3 separate regions of the Homo sapiens genome follow, and regions 2 and 3 are each linked to region 1. A link is a contact called in ENCODE Hi-C or POLR2A ChIA-PET data. All regions are on one chromosome and are shown on one strand. The core of a region is the stretch at or near the end of the contact, and the rest is flanking DNA. Distances in the headings are between cores, read along the strand shown.

The links. Hi-C counts contacts between places; a loop is a spot of excess contacts on that map. ChIA-PET counts read pairs that join two places held with the same protein, here RNA polymerase II (POLR2A). Pooled maps may share reads with other maps.
Region 2: a pooled map shows a loop between it and region 1 (10-fold over the local background). The contact joins two enhancer-like sites. A Hi-C loop is called at or near these places in 2 of 37 single-sample maps with no recorded cell type and 3 of 50 pooled maps. POLR2A ChIA-PET finds 5 or more read pairs at or near these places in 1 of 52 experiments (Panc1).
Region 3: a pooled map shows a loop between it and region 1 (4-fold over the local background). The contact joins the promoter of ARIH1 here to the enhancer-like site in region 1. A Hi-C loop is called at or near these places in 2 of 50 pooled maps. POLR2A ChIA-PET finds 5 or more read pairs at or near these places in 2 of 52 experiments (A673 and GM12878).

What each region holds. Positions count from the first base shown.
Region 1 is chr15:72,140,211-72,142,862 of GRCh38, reverse strand. It overlaps SENP8 (SUMO peptidase family member, NEDD8 specific), which reads right to left. Exons shown (of 2, transcript NM_145204.4): 2 at 1-2,652. The coding sequence ends at 2,601. Among named protein-coding and RNA genes, the nearest start is that of SENP8, 23 kb to the right of the region's middle. RefSeq lists an enhancer at 1,001-1,090. Within about 2 kb of position 1,327, at least 2 of the 41 ENCODE cell types and tissues checked have a DNase peak (open chromatin) inside an H3K27ac peak, as active enhancers do.
Region 2 is chr15:71,676,163-71,678,814 of GRCh38, reverse strand. The region is part of intron 8 of THSD4 (thrombospondin type 1 domain containing 4); the gene reads right to left. Among named protein-coding and RNA genes, the nearest start is that of THSD4-AS2, 14 kb to the left of the region's middle. Within about 2 kb of position 1,299, at least 2 of the 41 ENCODE cell types and tissues checked have a DNase peak (open chromatin) inside an H3K27ac peak, as active enhancers do.
Region 3 is chr15:72,473,039-72,475,690 of GRCh38, reverse strand. It overlaps ARIH1 (ariadne RBR E3 ubiquitin protein ligase 1), which reads right to left and starts at 1,361. Exons shown (of 14, transcript NM_005744.5): 1 at 677-1,361. The coding sequence starts at 1,051. It overlaps TMEM202-AS1 (TMEM202 antisense RNA 1), which reads left to right and starts at 1,452. Exons shown (of 4, transcript NR_135678.1): 1 at 1,452-1,816. RefSeq lists enhancers at 238-447, 1,898-1,997 and silencers at 998-1,227, 1,270-1,466, 1,318-1,657.

The DNA of each region.
Region 1 (2,652 bases), core at 78-2,577:
TAAAACATACGGTCAATATGCATATTGTAAAATTATAGTATAGTCAAAATAATTAGGTACATATCAGAAACATAATCCACTTTATCTGATCTGGTTAGGACCAGCGCTTGTGAACTTCAACATATACCTTGCCAAATGGTTGAAATATTTGTGTTTTAAACACTATTACATAGGAAACCCACTGATACTTATATTTTCTACAACCATTTATAGCTGGGTTTATATATGGTAACTTTTCTGAATTCCATATTGAGACACGGGTTGGACAAGTGTGACTATACTTACCGGGCAATACAACAGGATATCTGAAAGCAGGTTAGTTCAGTTTGATAATTGCTTAGCCCAGTTTTGAAAAACCTGCCTTCCTTTTGAATATTTTGATTAATTTTGCAGAATAGATCCTTTTGACTCTAAGAGAGAAGGGAACGCAATACCAGCAAAAGATTTTTTCCTATTTTGTGTCATGTAACATGAATGGTATGTGGTCAAGCAGGTGTGTAACTTACCGGGTACTATAGTATCCAGTGAAATACAAGTCAATTCTTAAATTCTCCTGCAATTTATAATGCTAACATTTACAAATGACATACTCAAAATTTCATAGGAGGACACTAATCTGTGGCACAGTCCAATCAGGCTAATGCATTTGGAAAATGCATTTTTTATATATATGTAGATAGATTACATATACATGTCTATACGTGTGTATATATATTTTTCTATATATATTTAAAAGACTAGTGTAGTTTAAAAATTTACTTATAAATTTACTTATAAGATGAATCGTAGGGAGTTAGGAAAGATTGCTTTCATATGCTTTAATTCTCAGATTGAAGATACTCTGATATTTAAATAAACATACTTTGCATTGTCAGAAAGATAACTTTTCCCAGAGAGGATTTGACTTTAATAGTCTAGATTAGCTGCCTAAGTCAACAGTCACTGAAATAACATTGTTTTCTTATCTTTATCTACACTTGTGGCCTATCATCAGTGACCTTTGTCACTTCTCTTGCTGTCCCTCCCTCTGTATTTCACCTCTATGGATGACTGCCAGTTCCTAATCTTTTTCCTAGCCCCATCTTCCATTAGGACTGGTTTTTATCCAAAATGTACCGACTTGAAATGGAAACTTTTTTTGATAGCTTTCTCTTTGACTTTTAGTTTCAGCTCCTGCTCACTCAGGCCTGCTATGTAACCTGTACTTATTTACCCTTACTGTGTTTTCCCTTCTCGGCTAAAAGGAACCAAGTTACTTTCTCTGTGGTCACTGAGTGGTGAGGTTATTTTGGGCCATGAGGGCTGGGGGCAGGGTTAGGCTGGGGAGGTAGCTGAAATAAGTTTCATGGCTGAAGCTCATCTTTGGTTTTCAAGTCTCATAGGCCTTGCAATCTAATTCTCATTAGGAATAGAATTAATTTGTGTACCTAACATGTCATCTGGTTGTTTACTATTTGAAACAACTGAAACACATCAGTGCTTCTGGAGGGATAGTATTTCGTTCTACTCTTGGTTCCACATTTTACAAATTACATTCCCTGCATTTTTAATTAAGTAAAAGGGCTGAGAAAGGTCACTTTTCTTCCTTTATATTTAAAAAACAAACCAACTCTAAGTCTGTTAAGTTTCAGATACAAAAATCATCCTGAAATTACCATGACATAACTAAAAACAATTCTGCCAGAATTAAGGACAGAGAGGAAAACCTATAACTATCAGGAAGAACAAATGTTTATCTGAAACAACAGGTAACCTTGGGAAGGTATCAACTATGAATTTTAGAACCAAAGAACTTTGGATATAAGGAGGAAGTGTGTGCATGGCTAATAGACAAGGCAGAGAAAAGCAGTTATTAATCCAGAGTAGCAAGTCTACCCAATCAGTGAGCAAACTGAGAGGTCCACCAGACATTAATTTTAATGAGGTTACTCAAGATTTCCCCTTTCTTCAAGCATTCCAGGAATCAGATGGAGGAAGATAGGGTAACATCATCTTTATCAAATATTTGCAAACATTATATAGATAGCTGGAAAAGCCTGTGCATGGTGAATGGAAGAGATGTCACATAAAACCGAATAACTGAGTCTCATAATATTTAGGTCTTGAATGAAGTTAGGCCTTGATCTGCTTCCAGCCAGTTGATCTCTTAATTATGTAGGCTGTGCAACAAGTTTTTGGTTCTGTTTTATAGTTTTCTTCTCTGCATTCCTCTAGATTTAATATATTCTTGATTTGTTTTACAGATCACTGCTTTTCCTCCAGAATAAGCCAATGTGGATAAGGGAGACCAAAGGAAATTAATTATATACCAATAAGAAAAGTCTTACGTAAACCCTGTGTGTAATAAATGTTCAAATAAGTTGGTTGTAAGGTTTTGGTGTACAATTTCAAGATATTTTCACAGAACATATTGCTCCCCAGTCAGGGTTAAAGTGAAACGTTCCATGGGGATAATGCAGAGGATGATATTCTTTCAGGAAAAAGAGTATTAAGCTTTCCTCTACTAGGCATCTTCCCTCAGGCACTGAGATTGCAGCCATCCAACAAATGGGGAAGGGCAGAAAGAGGAGCCTTCAAAAGTCGCAAATATACTTCAATAGCTACTTTTTAGCAAGTGTGGTAATGAGATCTTTCCATTCTCCCCTCTTCTTT
Region 2 (2,652 bases), core at 50-2,549, 460 kb after region 1:
ATTCAGACAGAAGGAGTGAGTCTTTCCCATGCTGACATTTATATGGTTTCTAATTCAGAGAATAGTGTCTGGCTTGGGGACAGAGTAGGGTAGAGTCAGGAGATGCCAAAAGTTATTCTTAAAGCTGTTGATGCTAAAACAGCCAGAGCAAAGCTAATAAAGGCGGTTCATGATGAGAGGGAGAAAGGAGGCTTATCTTCAAAGACCACCCCTTCAGTGACTTATCTGCAAGACTTCAAGGTTTAGAAGAAGAGCACAATGTGCCTAGAGTTCTGCTTAATAAAAAAGGGGAAAGGGTGCTCAACTTCTTCCATGGGAAAGTAAGGCCTGAAGAGAGAAGAGGGCAATCTTAGAAGGCAGGTTTCACATTTCTGAAGCTCTGATGCTCACGAGGAAGGAAGAGAGGCTCCCAGTGAGAGCAGTAACCATGGAGAAGCAAAGGGTGGGTCATCCCCAGCTGTTGGTTAAGAAATCTTCAAGATTACTGTTTTTCTCAGGAGTCACTTCTCTTTCATTAAGTCAACTATATTTATTAAACGTTGTTTAAACCTTAGATATCTCTTCTTGGGGCTTAGCTTGTATTAGTTCCCTAATGTGGTAGCTCAGTGATCTAACATATCACAAAAAAGCAAGACTTTGATTCAAACAGGGAAGATTTAAATGCACTTCCAAGTGGGTTAGGGAATAGGCGGATCTAGGGACAGTGTTAACCACATTGGACTTGCAGATAATGGATTCTCAGCTATTATCCTAATCCAGATAGGAGACCTGGGAGCGATTAACAGCCCTGCTGAAGATGCTGTCCTTAGGCGCTGCTGCCTAGAGTGGGCTAGGAGACAATGTTATTCCTCATGCAAGGATAGCGGTGTCAAATCACTTCCATAAAAATTCAAGACTCAGCCAGCTCAGCAACTGTTTCCTGCATTTGAGGAAAGTATCACATTAAGTGTAGGAAAACAGGTGTGGGCATTTTGCATATTTCTGAGACAGACGATACAATTAAAAGCAAAAACAAACCACAGCTTAACTATTTCCCCAGAAAATGAAAGACAAATCCATGTACAAACAGGAAAACTCAGTCTCACATTTCCAGGGTAGCTAGGTGCTAACTATCAATACAAAGCAGAAAATGTGAAACAATCAGCAGAAGGGGGTGGGGCAGAGTTGATTTCCTTTCGTTCCAGCATATCTGAAAGCTTTTCAAGGCAAAGGACTCTGAAAGTGAAAAGAAAGTCCCTGTAAACAGATGCAAGGACATCAGAGCTGTCCTAAATCAAAGGGAGGTGCGCTGTCAGACACCATGTGGAAAGTATGTAATCCAAAAGTAAGTCCAGGAGTGCTAAAACAAACAACAGCATCTTTCCAAATCACAGCAAGAGGGCACAGTCTCTTTGGCATGGAATCTTTGTTTTGTGAATATTTGGTTCTGGACAAGAGTCATAAAAGCTTTTGGTGAAGAAAAGGCAAGAACTGAGTCCAAATAAAAAACAAATACTCAATGATCACTTTCCTCATCTACCAGCATTGACGAGGAACATTCAGCCAAGAGTCAGGATATCACTTTGAGTTGTTTGTGACTTAATCGTCTCCAGGGGCTGCCATGACCTGCAGCAGGTAACAAAGCCCAGCGCAGCATCTTGTCCTGATGCCTCAGAGCTGACCATTGGTGCCTATTATATCACATGCTTAAATACTCTTTCAAAAACACACTTGAAGTGTTGGCGAGAATGTGGAGACATTGAAACTCTGGTTGGAAGATAAAATGGGGCAGTTGCTGTAGACAGCAGTTTGGCAGTTTCTCAAAAAGTTAAATATAGAGTTACCATATGACTCATCAATTCCACTCCTAGGTATATACCCAAAAGAATTGGAAGTAGTGACTCAAACAGGTAGTTGTATGCCAATGTTCATAGCGCATTATTCACAATAACCAAAAGAGAGAAACAGCCCAGGTGCCCATCAACAGATGAATGGATAAACAAAATGTGGCATATACATAAAAAAGAAATGAAATTCTGGTGCATATTACCACAGGGATGAATCTTGAAAACATTATGCTAAGTGAAATAAGCCAGACACAAAAGGACAGATACTGTGTGATTCTACTTGTATGAGGTTCCTAGAATAGGTCAGTGCATGAGGCAGAGAGTTGAAGTTACCAGGGGCTTGGAGGACGGGGAAAGAAGGGGGCTATTGTTTACTGAGTACAGCTTTTGGGATAAGAAAATATTCTGAGGCTGGGCGCAGTAGCTCACACCTGTAATCCCAGCACTTTGGGAGGCCGAGGTGGGCAGATCACGAGGTCAAGAGATTGAGACCATCCTGGCCAACATGGTAAAACCCTGTCTCTACTAAAAATACAAAAATTAGCCAGGCATGGTGGTGCATGCCTGTAGTCCCATCTACTTAAGAGGCTGAGGCAGGAGAATCGCTTGAACCCGGGAGGCAGAGGTTGCAGTGAGCTGAGATCGTGCCACCGCACTCCAACCTGGGCGACACAGCGAGACTCCGTCTCAAAAAAAAATTCTGAAAATGGATCGTGGTGATAGCAGTGAATGTACTTAATGCCACTGAATTATACACTTAACATCATTAAAATGATAAATGTTATGTTTATATATATTTTACCACAATAAAAAAAGAAAAAACACA
Region 3 (2,652 bases), core at 112-2,611, 330 kb before region 1:
GCTTCAAGCAAGTCATCTGCTACGACTAGAAAAAGTAGCAATTAGGTCCCAAACAGCAAAGACATAAAAAAGATGTAAGCAGAAGCCTCACCATCTGAAAAGAAGGCCCATCAGCACCTCTTCCGAGAAATACTTCCCTTCCCCCACCTTTAAGTAGGCACTTGAGACTGCCAAGATCCATTTCTTTATTAACTGGTGCCCACTTGGGGCAACTGTACACCAAGCTGCTCTTAGGCCTACTCTAATCCCTTCCAAAAGTGCTCAAATGAGGCTACGGCCGGGGTAAGTCCCGTCAGGGCCCAATTCTTCCTGACTCCTCTTCTCCACCCCACCTCCTCCGCCCCGCCCCAGTAGGCGATCGCCCGGCCAGAGAAAGGACACCCGGCCCAGGGACTGGCAGAAATTGCCCGCAAGAGAAGGCTTAGGCGACCGAAGGCCTCCGCCATAGCAGGACTTGGGAAGCACCGCCCCCAGCGCACCTCCCCACACCCGGCTAATCGGCGAACCTCTGCTTTCGACACCCTCTATCCCCAGCAGAGGCAGCGGAGAAGACAAGGCCGGGAGGCACCGGGCTAGGCTGCGCACCAGGCCCAGGCCTGTCCCTCGGGACCGCGCGTGCCGCCTGAATCCGCTCCCCCGTCGGGCCCGGTCCAGCTGGCGCGGCGGCCACCCTCACCTGGATGACCTCGTTGACCTCCCGGATACATTCCACCATGTGTTGTAGAATCTGCTCGGCCGTGAGCACCTCGTAGCGGTAATCCTCCTCCTGCTCATGCCCCGGCCCGCCACCACCACCGCCGCCGCCGCCGCCGCCGCCACCGCCGGGCCCCAGAGCGCTGCCGCCGCCACCGCCCGTCTCCCCGCACAGCAGTCCGTCCCGCTCCCCGCCGACGCCCAGCCCGGGCTCCACCAGCTCCACCTCGCCCAGATCCAGGGTATCATCGTCCGGCTCGTCGTCGTCTTCGTCCTCCTCCTCCTCGGCGCCGCTGTCCTCCTCACTGCACTCCTCGTCCTCGTCGAACTCGTAGTTGTAGCCCTCGTCCGAGTCCATGGCGCGACGCGCGGGGGCCCGGCGGACGCTGGCCGAGGCGGGGAGAGGGCGGGGACGCCGAGGCCCCGGCTCTCGCTCCGGCTCCGGCTGATGTCCGGACGCAGGCCTGGCTCCGGCCCCGCGAGCCGCGGCTCCTCCCCAGGAGCGGCGGTTGGCGTTTGACGGCTGGTGGCGGCGGGGAGGGCGCGGAGGAGGGAGGGAGGGAGCGAGGGGGCCGCTTGCTGCCCGCCTCAGTCAGACGCGGCTCCGCTCCGGCCTCCGAGAGAAAACAGTCCCCAACGCCACCTCCACGGCCGCTGCTATCGCTACTGAGCCAACAAAGGGGCGTGCGTCACCGCGTCGCGCTGCGTCGTCGCGTCACTCCTCTTTGCGTCACTGCGCCCCGCCCCACCGCCCCTGCGTGGAGCCCGGGGAGACCCCACGGCCCGGCCTTCCTGGGCCTGGGACCCGAGGGGAGCCGAGCGGGAATTGCTTTCCTGGTTCGATCCGCTGCCGCTGTGAGGGCCGAGCGGAAACCCGTAGACCTTTTATGTGAAGAGATTGCGGCCTCCTGGTCACCAGTCACCGAGAGAGGGACCCCTGGACCGCCTACGTGGTGGTGTCTGCCGCAGGCCATAGGGATCCAGCCCACTTAGGCAGTCCCTTGGGGACGCGGCCTTCCCTCCGGAGCGGAAAGGCGCTTCCCGCCCGCCCTGCGGTAATCCCGGAAGCCCTCAGCCGTTAAGCTAAAATTTCTGTTGCTTTGGCTACTGATGGAAACCTGTTGTAAGTGGAACCTCTAAACTGTATGACAGGTGAACCCACTTTAGGTAGCTGTGTGATTCTGTCCACTTGTACAGACGTGCAGTGGTTTTTAAGTCTCCTATAATGACGTCATTTTAAAGAGGCATTTCCTCCACCCCGCTGACAAGAGCGCCTCTTGAGGGCCCTAAACAATGTAAACAGCGATGATTTTCATGAATTGAGCACTGTGTAAGGGCTTTACATATATTCTGTCTCATCTTCACGGAGCCATAGTACCCATTTTATACCTGAGGAACCTGAAGCTCAGAAAGGAAAAGGGACCTGGCCAAGACCACATAACCCTTGCCCTATTTTAACCGCTGGATGCCCCAAAACATGAATCATAAAAATGCTTTGTAATGTAGATATATTATGTACTATGTAGTACATAAAAGACATGAATGCTTCAACAAAATACAGGCAATAATAGAAATATCTACAAGGGCCAAATGTAGCCAGAGAGATAATGCTTGAATCTCATCTGAAAGTGTGCTATGTGAGCTGAGTGTTGATGAATGGCTAGGAGTTCAACAGAGAAGGTAGGGAAGATGGTCTAGCCGCAGAGAACAAGCAAAAGCGCAGAAGGTGTCAAGTAAGTAATAGTTTGGGGAGCTTAAAGTGCATGGAGGGTACATGGCAAAATATTAGGCAAGTTAGTCAGGGGTCATGTCAGTTAAGAGCATTTTATGCCTAAGAGTGGGCTTAAATCTTTGCAAACAGGACATGCGAGCCAGAGAAGTGTTATGAAGGAAGAAGAGGCATAAGAAGGCTCCCTCTTGAGATAATCTGAAGAATTGGCCAGATTGAAAACCTTTTAA